Regions from separate parts of the Homo sapiens genome. Here region 1 is linked to region 2. Evidence: chromatin contacts called from ENCODE POLR2A ChIA-PET data. All regions are on one chromosome and are shown on one strand. Each heading gives the region's core, a stretch centred on a gene start or an enhancer-like site at or near the end of the contact. The rest is flanking DNA. Distances are from core to core; before and after follow the strand shown. Region 1 overlaps TBCE (tubulin folding cofactor E). Region 2 holds the start of RBM34 (RNA binding motif protein 34).

Region 1 (5,067 bases), core at 2,166-4,665, 280 kb before region 2:
ACAAAAATTAGCCAGGCATGGTGGCGGGCACCTGTTATCCCAGCTACTTGGGAAGCTGAGGCCGGGAGAGTTGCTTGAACCCGGAAGGCAGAGTTTGCAGTGAGCCGAGATCATGCCACTGCACTCTAGCCTGGGTGACAGAATGAGACTCCGTCTCAAAAAAAAAAGGATGTATAGGTTTTATAATATATTGACGTACTACATTTGTATTTCTTTATGACATGATGGTATAGCTTTTCATGCCAATTCCATGCCATGTCCTCTAGCCATACACTGCCCAGTATGGCAGCCACATGTGGTACTGAGCACCTGGAAAGCGGCGAGTATGACTGAAGAACTCAATTTATTTTATTTTAATGAATTTAAATAGCCACATGTGGTTATTGCAGCCACACTGGACAGCGCAGCTCTAGACTGCTTCACTCTCCTCGGTGACACACGACAGTGCCTTGTGTGCTGTGTGGTTCCACCAGAGCTTATTCACCATTCCTCCGCTGGCAAGTACTTAGATTCTTACTATCTTTACCATTACAAATGCTGCAAGATACAATGCTTGGTCAGAGCATATGTGTATTTTTAACTTTTTATAGTAGTTCCCACATGACTTTAAAAAAGGGTATACTGCTTTTTCATGCCAGCCAGTATTATTTTAATTTTGCTAATCTAATGGATAAAAAAAAAGATATTGCAGTTTTGTTTTGTTTTGTTTTAATTTTAGACAGGGCCTCACTCTGTCACCCAGGCCAGATTGCAGTGGCTCAATCACAGCTCACTGCAGCCTCAACTTCCCAGGCTCAAGTGATCCTCCCACCTCAGCCGCCCAAGCAGCTGGGACTACAGGCATGCACCACCACACCCAGCTAATTTTTGTATTTATTTATTTTTGTAGAGACGGGGTTTCACCATGTTGCTCAGGCTGGTCTCGAACTCCTGGGCTCAAGCAATTTGCCCACCTTGGCCTCCCAAAGTGCTAGGATTACAGGTGTGAGCCACCATGCCTGGCTATTACTTTTCTGTTTAGAAGACATTTACCTATGTTAGTGGTTAAATATTCACAGCATGTGGCATAAGAATTAGTATTAAGAACCTTTGTATGAGTGAGTGAGTGAGTGCACATTTGAGAAACAGAAAAGCAAATAAAAAAGGGGAAAAAAAGGAACCCTTGTAATCTGCTGGCTTACTGCTGAATTTATAGAATATAGGACTCAGATTCTGAATAGTTTAAAGTAGTAATTCTTACATATAATTTCTATGGATAGTCGAATCTCTGCTAGCTACCCAAAGATTAATAAAAACAGCATGAATGCAGTGGGTGTTCCCAAAATGGCTAACTGAATCTCAGAAGACCTGGGATACCAGTCAGGTGTACAGTGTGGAAGTAGAGAAGGGTAAGGCGGCACTGTCACCCCCAGCCAAGGGCTGCATTCAGGCATATGCCCAGACGGCAGGCCTTGGCAGGTCTACCTCAGTGCCTTCCAGAGAAAGACTGAAAAGGAAAGCTTAACGAAACAGGTCTAATGACAATATTCTTGAGCAAATACTCTATAGTGGTAACATTCCCATGAATTGATTTGATGTATCTGCAAAGGCAAAAGGAAACACGCAAAGACATCGAAGGCCAAAAACATTCACAGAAAGTCCTGGCCTGCCAGGCATGGTGGCTCACACCTATAACCCCAGCACTTTGGGAGGTGATGACAGGAGAACTGCTTGAGCTCAGGAGTTTGAGGCCAGCCTTAGCAACATAGCGAGGCTTCATCTCTACTAAAAATCAAAAAAATTAGCGGGGTGTGGTGGTTCGTGCCTATAGTCCCAGCTACTCAGGAGGCTGAGGTAGGAGGATCACTTGAGCCCGGGATCAAGGTGATGGAGCCTGCAGTGAGCTGAGATGGCACCACTGCACTCCAGCGTGAGTGACAGCCAGACCCCATCTGAAAAAAATATATCAAAAATAAAACAGTCCTGGCCCTCTTTGACTAGTCTGTCTCCACCAGGGCCTTTACTGTCTGTCTAAGTTTGAAAACAGAATAATGAAGGGGGAAATCACTAATTCTAACCCATTATATAGCAGTAGCCAAATTACATATTACAGGAGTAGAAACTGGATTGTGAATAAATAAAAATGGAGACGTTGTGGTAAATTAAATGGATGGTTATCAATCAGAAAGGTACTTCTTTGAACACAACTAAGGCCTTCTATAAGCAATACCATGATAAGCTTGCTTTATCTGATAGAAACTAATTTAAAAATCAATGTGAATTTACTGCACTGATGGGCAAAGAAACCCAGTGTACTAGAGTCATTAAGCTGATGTGTATTTCATTTATTTAAATCCTCACTGCTCTAAATTATTTATATTTTAGCATTTAGCTATGAATCAAGTTTAATCTTGAGAATTCACAGTATCATGGCATACTCAAAAATAGACTATAATTTCATTTTTCTTTTGAGTGAAAGTTTAAGGTAAGTTATGTTGATCTACTTTATTGACACAAGCATATTTATTTTCCAAATAAAAGTAATTCAGTTCCAGTACCACAATTTTTTTAAGTTCTAAGGTAGCTTTCTCAAAGAAAACCATTTCAGGGTGTCCATTAAAAGAGCATCTGCGAATTGTTTTTGCAGGGACTCCTAATCAGTCAGGAGAAGTAGAATGTAAGCAAAGTCACAAACCTCCCGTAAGAATTTGGTTCACCAGGACACAGCTCCTCTCTTATGAAGGGATGAGAAGCAGACCCCAAACCCAGTGTCACAGTCTCCCTGGAAACAGCAGCAGGCTTGGGGAATGCTTCCAAAAGGCTATGCCATTCAAGGTCTCAGGTTTTTTGGTTAAAAATACAACTTAGGCCAACTGCAGTGGCTCATGCCTGTAATTAATTCCAACACTGGGAGGCTGAGGCAGGAGGATGGCTTTGAGCTCAGGAATTCGAGACCAGCCTGGGCAACATGGCGAAAACCCATCTCTACAAAAAATACAAAAATTAGCTGGGCGTTGGTGGCTCGCACGTGTAGTCCCAGCTACGTGGAGGCTGAGGCTGGAGAATTGCTTGGGCCCAGGAAGCAGAGGCTGCCGTGAGCTGAGTTGGTGCCACTGCATTCCAACCTGGGTGACAGAGTGAGGCCCTGTCTCAAAAAAAATTGTGTGTGTGTGTGTATATATATATGTGTGTGTGTGTGTGTGTGTAATTATATGCAGGGGCTTCCAATTTTAACAGAACTGCTTTCAGCTGATAAAGTTAGGGGAGACCTGAACTTTTGGGGGCATGGGGGAGTGATATTAGCATGATTGATTGTATTTTAGAATATAAAAGACTAATGAAAACCTGTAAGTTCTGAGGTCCACACTTTGAGACATGAGTTAAAGGTTTTAATTTTAGCTGACTCATACCTAGGCCGATGATTCAGAGTTTAAGGAAAAGACAGGCTGGTTCTTCTTACCCGGCAGTTGTTTCTCCAGGACTTTCTGATCAAGTTGATGAGGGTATTTTATCTTCAGTGCTTTAAGAGAAACAAAGAAAAAGACTAATTGATATCTACTATTATATGGATTTAAATTATCCACACACATCAACAGATGGCCAAATGATAGAGGTATTCAGTGCAAATTGGCAGGTCTAATCAATGTTTAAAATTCTTTCTATTAATCCTTCCATGGATTGCTAACAACAACAGAAATAGCTGGACAATACTTTCCCTTTTCCCCACTTAGTACTTCTTTCCTTACAGCTTGGCTAGGTTTTCAAGTCATAAATTCACAAATCACAATTTGGTTCACAACTCCAATACCTCCCACATTTATAACACTATTAAATGAGTTTAAAACATAGGAGTTACAAAAATGTATAAGAATTTAAACATGTTTTAAAGAATTCATTTCTTTGACAGGGCGCGGTAGCTCATGCCGCTAATCCTAGCACTTTGGGAGGCCGAGGCGGGTGGATCTCCTGAGGTCAGGAGTTTGAGACCAGCCTGGCCAACATGGTGAAACCCCATCTCTACTAAAAATACAAAATTAACTGGGTGTGGTGGCGCATGCCTGTAATCCCAGCTACTCGGGAGGCTAAGGCACGAAAATCGCTTGAACCCGGGAGGCGGAGGTTGCGGTGAGCCAAGATCGTGCCACTGCACTCCAGTCTGGGCAACAAGAGCAAAACTCCGTCTCGATTAAAAAAAATTAGCCGGGCATGGTTGTGTATGCCTGTAGTCCCAGCTACTCCAGAGGCTGAGGCAGGAGAATCGCTTAGAACCTGGGAGGCGGAGGTTGCAATGAGCTGAGATCACACCACTGCACTCCAGCCTGGGAGACAGAGGGAGACTCTGTCTCAAAAAAAAAAAAAAAAATTTTCATTTAAAACTCAAGGCATTTACTTAGGTACTTAAGAGGTACACACTTAAGAGAAACACACTAACTGTTTCAGCACCTAAGCACTCAAATACAAATAAACTATTTGAATCTGAGATTCTTACTTAGTAGCTGGTTTTTCAGCATAAGTGGTTGCTGTGTTTTGAGTTCCCAATCTTCAGGTGCACCATATTCTGTTTAAGAAAGCAAAAGAGATGAATGATAAACCAAAGGCCACTATAAGTAAAAACAAAACAAACAAACAAACAAAGGATAGGTAAGCGTCCAGAGAGCCTGTGCCTTTCCCAGGACACATGGAGCTGCCTTTATTCAGTGTGATTTTTAGGAGTGATGGACAACGACCACTTCCAAGGGCAGAATCTTCTATCTACCCAGAGCTGCAGACTCTGTAGCTTATCTAGCTCATTGTTAATGACCAGTGAAACTCAACAAAAGACAACAAATGAAAAGCAACATGTTTACATGTGTATTACATCATTGTTCCTTAGGTGTCCTGACTCAAAACTAGCAAGAGAAGACTGCCTTCAAATACTTCAAATGTTTTCCCCGAGTGTCACCTTTGGTAACAGTTCTCTTTCTGCGCTGACAGAAACCTGGTGCCACCTGAGACACGATCCACAGGACACTTCTCACGTTTCCACCAGACCGTGCAGTGCCAGGCTGGGTGCTCAGTACCATACTGCAAACCAGTTCCTAGGCCTGG
Region 2 (5,377 bases), core at 951-3,450:
GAATAGAATTCTATAATTCTAGAAATATAGAATATAATTTCTTCACTGGACTGGATAGAACAGATTTTTGAGTTGTATCGCATGCATGTATGGATAAGCTTTCTTCATCTTTGTGAAATACCAGAAGATCAAGATTATGGGAAACCAAAATAAGGGGCCCAGTAATCAAAACCCAGGGCCGAGCAGTTGAATATTGTGGATTTTTTTCATAAATTTCTCTGAAGGGGGAAGTAAAAGTCACATATATTCCCAGTCAACTTGGTTGAGTAGCTTTCAAAAAGCTTAGGCTGTCCCCAAAAGACTCAAAGTCAAATCCTGGCTGGATGCAGTGGCTCACGCCTGTAATTCCAACCCTTTGGGAGGCCAAGGCAGGAGGACTGCTCAAGCTCAGGAGTTCAAGACCGGCCTGGGAAACACAGTGAAACCCCAATCTCTATTTAAAAAAAAAAAAAAAAAAAAAGGCCAGGCGCGGTGGCTCACACCTGTACTCCCAGCACTTTGGGAGGCTGAGGTGGGCGGATCACAAGGTCAGGGGTTCGAGACCAGCCTGGCTAACATGGTGAAACCCGGTCTCTACTAAAAAAATACAAAAATTAGCTGGGCATGGTGGCATGCACCTGTAATCCCAGCTACTTGGGAGGCTGAGGCAGGAGACTCACTTGAACCCGGGAGGCGGAGGTTGCAGTGAGCTGAGATCGCGCCACTGCAGTCCAGCCTGGGCGACAGAGCGAGACTCTGTCTCCAAAAAAAAAAAAAAAATTAGCTGGGCATGGTGCTGCTGCTTGCAGTTCCAGCTACTCCGTGGTGGGAGGATGGCTTGAGCCCAGGAAGTCAAGGCTGCAGTGCGCCGTGATCTCACCACTACACTCCAGTCTGGGTGACAGAGCAACACCTTGTCTGAAAGAAAATAAGAACAAAGTCAAATCCTATTTTGCCACTCAAACTATTGGATGATTTAACTAGTAATCTTTTATTACCCTGAGAGTCAATTTAACAAATATTCACTATGTACAGCTAATAGAGACACAGCATACATGATGAATAAAACATAATCCTTACTGTCTTGCCTTTACATCTAAAGAGACTGTAACTAACACTAAAGCAGACCAAAAATGATTATAGTAAGTACCATGGGGGCTTGGGAAAATATCCCTATTGTAAATAGCAAAGAATTTTTTTTTTTTTTTTTTTGAGCCAGGGTCTGCCGCTTAGGCTGGAGTGTAGTGATGCGATCACAGCTTACTGCAGCCTCGACCTTCCAGGGCTCAAGGGATCCTCTTGCCCGAGCCTCTCAAAGTGCTGGGACTACAGGCGCCGAGCGCGAAGGTGCCCGTCTAATTTCTTTTCTGTAGAGAATAAGTCTCGCTAGATCGACCAGGCTGGTTCAAACTCCTAGTCCTCACGCAATCCTCCCACTTCGGCCTCCAAATGTGTTAGGATTACAGGCGAGCCACCGCACCTGGCTGCAAAGAAATACTAAGTTAGACAGTATCTGAGGTAGGCCTTGAAGGATGGACATTATTTTGCAGAAGGGGAAAGAGGAGGGCAATTACAACAGAGGGGACAGGAATAACAACTGTAGAGGCAGTGGAGAAAGCAGGCTAGAATGTCAGGGGCTGGAGGGAGATGAGTCTGGGAAGACGGGCTGAGAACACCTTGAAGCGTTTTGAATGCCAAGTATCTACTTTTCCAGGTAGAATAGCAGGTCCGCATTACAATCTTTCGAATTGTATGTTGACGTGACTCGTTAGAGTTGTGGTTTTTATTTTGGAATAATGTCATGTTTCAGACAAGTTGCAAGAAGAGTACAAAGAATTCCTTTGTACTCTTCACAGCGATTAGCAAATTGTAAACACCCCACTGCGTTCACCCCTAACCGCATTTCTTGCCAAACCTCCCTCCCTCCTTTTCAACAAGTCAGTATTCTACGTGTTTCTCTCTCGGCTTGGGTGGACACCCCGCTCCTAGCCTGGCTGATTCTTCACACTGCAGGCTTCAACCACTCCCAGAAGACGTCCTTCACTCCCAAAATGAGGCTTTTCTGAAACGGCGAGGACCACCAACCGACGGCGACAAACCTGCTCCCTCACCCAGCGCCTCCCTTCGCCGCCGCCCGGCGGCCGACTGCCGGAGGGGAGGGGGCGTGGCCAGAGAGCGGAAGTGCCCGGAACCCGGAAGTGCGAGCTGGCGCGCAGCTGCAGTCTGGGAGTCTTTGGAGTAAGAATGGCCTTGGAAGGGATGAGCAAACGGAAGAGAAAGAGAAGTGTCCAGGAGGGGTGAGTGGCGCGCGGCACGAGTACCTGGGGAGGGATGTTGTACGTTCCCTCGTGCTGGCGAAGCGGTGGTGCGTGGCGTGGCTGAGTTTCTGTCGTCCATTTCTAGAGAGAATCCTGACGACGGCGTTCGCGGGAGTCCGCCGGAAGACTACAGGCTTGGACAGGTCGCCAGTAGCTTATTTCGCGGCGAACACCATTCCAGAGGTGGCACCGGTCGGCTGGCGTCCCTCTTCAGTTCTCTGGAGCCCCAGATTCAACCCGTGTACGTGCCTGTGCCTAAAGTAAGTCACTGGGCTTTCTTCCCGAATAGCTCGTTAGAACCACTTACATACAAAGCAATCTTCTTACCTACCGCGTGAAGCGTGATTTCTAAAGGGGGCAGACAGGATTCATTTTAAGTAACCTTTCATGACTCTTACATACCAGTGAGAGAGAAGAGATTCTCATTTAGAAAGACTGAATTATGGCTTAGGGTCAGAATTCTAGAAGTATGGGGTCTCAAATATAACTTCAAACTTTTAAAAAGCAAACCATCAAAAAAACGAAACGGAATGAGGAGGAAGAAAGTACATCCCAGATTGAAAGACCACTTTCGCAAGAACCTGCCAAAAAAGTGAAAGCGAAGAAGAAACACACTAACGCAGAAAAAAAGTTGGCAGACAGGTTGGTAAAATTCTCTTATTTGATGTTAAAGAAATTAGATGGTAAATTAACATTCCTATACTTGGAATATTCGTCAGTTTTATTTCATATTTCTACTTTCTTTCAAAACTTTTATTATGGAAAATCCAGTACATATAGAAAAGTTGAAAAGGCTAAGAAACCCCGTGTACTCAGCATCAGCAATTACTAATATTTGGCTAACCTTTTTGTATTTTTACCCCACTCATATACCCCCTCATTATTTGTTTTTGTTTGTTTTGAGATGGAGTCTTGATGCCACGCCCAGGCTGCAGTAGAGTGCAGTGATCTCAGCTCACTGCAACCTCCGCTTCCCAGGTTCAAGCGATTCTCCTGCCTCGGCCCTGAGTAGGTGGGACTACAGGCCTGCGTCACCATGCCCAGCTAATTTTTGTATTTTTAGTGGAGACAGGGTTTCACCATGTTGGCCAGGCAGGTCTGGAACTCCTGACCTCAAGCGATCTGCCCACCTCGGCCTCCGAAAGTGTTGAGATTACAGGTGTGAGCCACCTCGCCCAGCTACCACCTCATTATTTGGAAGCAAAATGAAAATTTATGTTTCATCTATAAATATTTCAGCATGTATATAAAAGAATTTGGTTTGCGTTTCTTTTTTTTTTTTTGAGACGGAGTTTTGCTCTTTTTGTCCAGACTGGAGTGCAGTGGCCTGATCTCAGCTCACTGCAACCTCCACCTCCCGGGTTTAAGTGATTTTTCCTGCCTCAGGCCTCCCGTGGAGCTGAGATTACAGGTGCCACCATGCCCGGTTAATTTTTTGTGTTTTTAGTAGAGACAGAGTTTCATCATGTTGGCCAGGTTGGTCTTGAACTCCTGACCTCAGGTGATCCACCCACCTCAGCCTCCTAAAGTGCAGGGATTATAGGCATGAGCCACTGCACCTGGCCTGGTTTGCTTTTTAAAAAAAAAATTTTTTTTTTTTTTTTTGAGCTGGAGTCTCACTCTGTCGCCAAGGCTGGAGTGCAGTGGCGCAATCTTGACTCACTGCAACCTCCGCCTCCTGGGTTCAAGTGATTCTTCTGCCTCAGCCTACTGAGCAGCTGGGACTATGGGCGCGCCATCACACCCAGCTGATTTTTGTATTCTTAGTAGAGACGGGGTGTCACCATATTGACCAGTCTGGTCTCGAACTCTTGACCTCATGATCCACTTGCCTCCGCCTCCCAAGGTGCTGGGATTACATACGTGAGCCATCACACCTGGCCGAGTTTGGTGTTCTTAAATTTATTCATTTCCCTCATTAACTTTTTTTTTTTTTTTTTGAGACAAGGTCTGGCTCTGTCACCCAGGTTGGAGTGCAGTGGTGCGATTGCGGCTCACTGCAATCTTTGCTTCCCAGACTCAATCCAGCCGCCCACCTCAGCCTCCTGTGTTGCTTAGACTATAGGCATGCCCCACCATGCCCAGCTAATTTTTGTATGTTTTGTAGAGACGGGATTTTGCCATGTTGCCCAGGCTGGTCGCAAACTGCTGGACTCAAGTGATCCAGTCAGCATTTTTTTTTTTTTTTTAGTAAAAAAATAGAAACAGGGTCTTGCTATGTTGCCCAGGCTAGTCCTGAACTCCTGGGCTCAAACCATCCTCCTACCTCCGTCTCCCCAAGTGCTAGGATTACAGGCATGACCCACCATGCCCGGCCAGCATAACGTTGTTTAACAGTGTATTTGAATCAAGATGCAAATAGTGATCCCATCACGTGTACCTAGCTAACAGTCTTCATTCCTCTCTTCTTTGCCACTCTCCTCAAGCCCCTTATTTCCTTTTCCCTTTTCTCATTTCAACTGAAGACCTTTGTACCAGTTCTGGAGCTGTTAATCACTGACAGTTGGGAACTGCTACTTTTTGTCCTATTTAAACTTAATGCATCTGTACACAGCCATATTTCTTCCCCTCTTTCTTAGAGCAGAGTGTCTTCCCTCTTGTCCAAGATTAACTCAACCACCTGGGTGCTGTGTGTACCACATATGTTCTGCCTTTTTAGGGACTGTGCCGTCAGATCCATCCACGTTCGCCTCTTTCCCTTATCCCTCGTTTTTTTTTGTTTTTTTTTTTTGTTTTGAGATGGCGTTTCACTGTTGTCGCCCAGGCTGGAGAGCAACAGTGCAATTTTTGCTCACTGCAACCTCCGCCTCTGGGTTCAAGCGATTCTCCTGCCTCAGCCTCCTGAGTAGCTGGGATTACAGGCGCCCACCACCACACCCAGCTAATTTTTGTATTTTTTTGGTAGAGATGGGGTTTCACCATGTTGGCCAGGCTGGCCTTGAACTCCTGACCTCAGGTGATCCACCCGCCTTGGCCTCCCAAAGTGCTGGGATTACAGGCGTGAGCCACCGCGCCTGGCCCTTATCCCTCTTTCTGCTAATATAGACGTGCTCACGATTCTAATCTTTAAAAAGGACATT

The links. ChIA-PET counts read pairs that join two places held with the same protein, here RNA polymerase II (POLR2A).
Region 1: POLR2A ChIA-PET joins it to region 2 with 17 read pairs in OCI-LY7. The contact joins the enhancer-like site here to the promoter of RBM34 in region 2. POLR2A ChIA-PET finds 5 or more read pairs at or near these places in 7 of 52 experiments (A549, HEK293, MCF 10A and 4 more).

What each region holds. Positions count from the first base shown.
Region 1 is chr1:235,441,284-235,446,350 of GRCh38, reverse strand. It overlaps TBCE (tubulin folding cofactor E), which reads right to left. Exons shown (of 17, transcript NM_003193.5): 14 at 4,469-4,537; 15 at 3,440-3,499. It also overlaps a transcript of B3GALNT2 not described here. Among named protein-coding and RNA genes, the nearest start is that of B3GALNT2, 61 kb to the left of the region's middle. RefSeq lists an enhancer at 2,921-4,120. Within about 2 kb of position 3,415, at least 5 of the 41 ENCODE cell types and tissues checked have a DNase peak (open chromatin) inside an H3K27ac peak, as active enhancers do.
Region 2 is chr1:235,158,073-235,163,449 of GRCh38, reverse strand. RBM34 (RNA binding motif protein 34) reads left to right here and starts at 2,200. Exons shown (of 11, transcript NM_015014.4): 1 at 2,200-2,276; 2 at 2,383-2,557; 3 at 2,803-2,939. The coding sequence starts at 2,224. RefSeq lists enhancers at 1,866-2,045, 1,747-2,946, 3,233-3,837.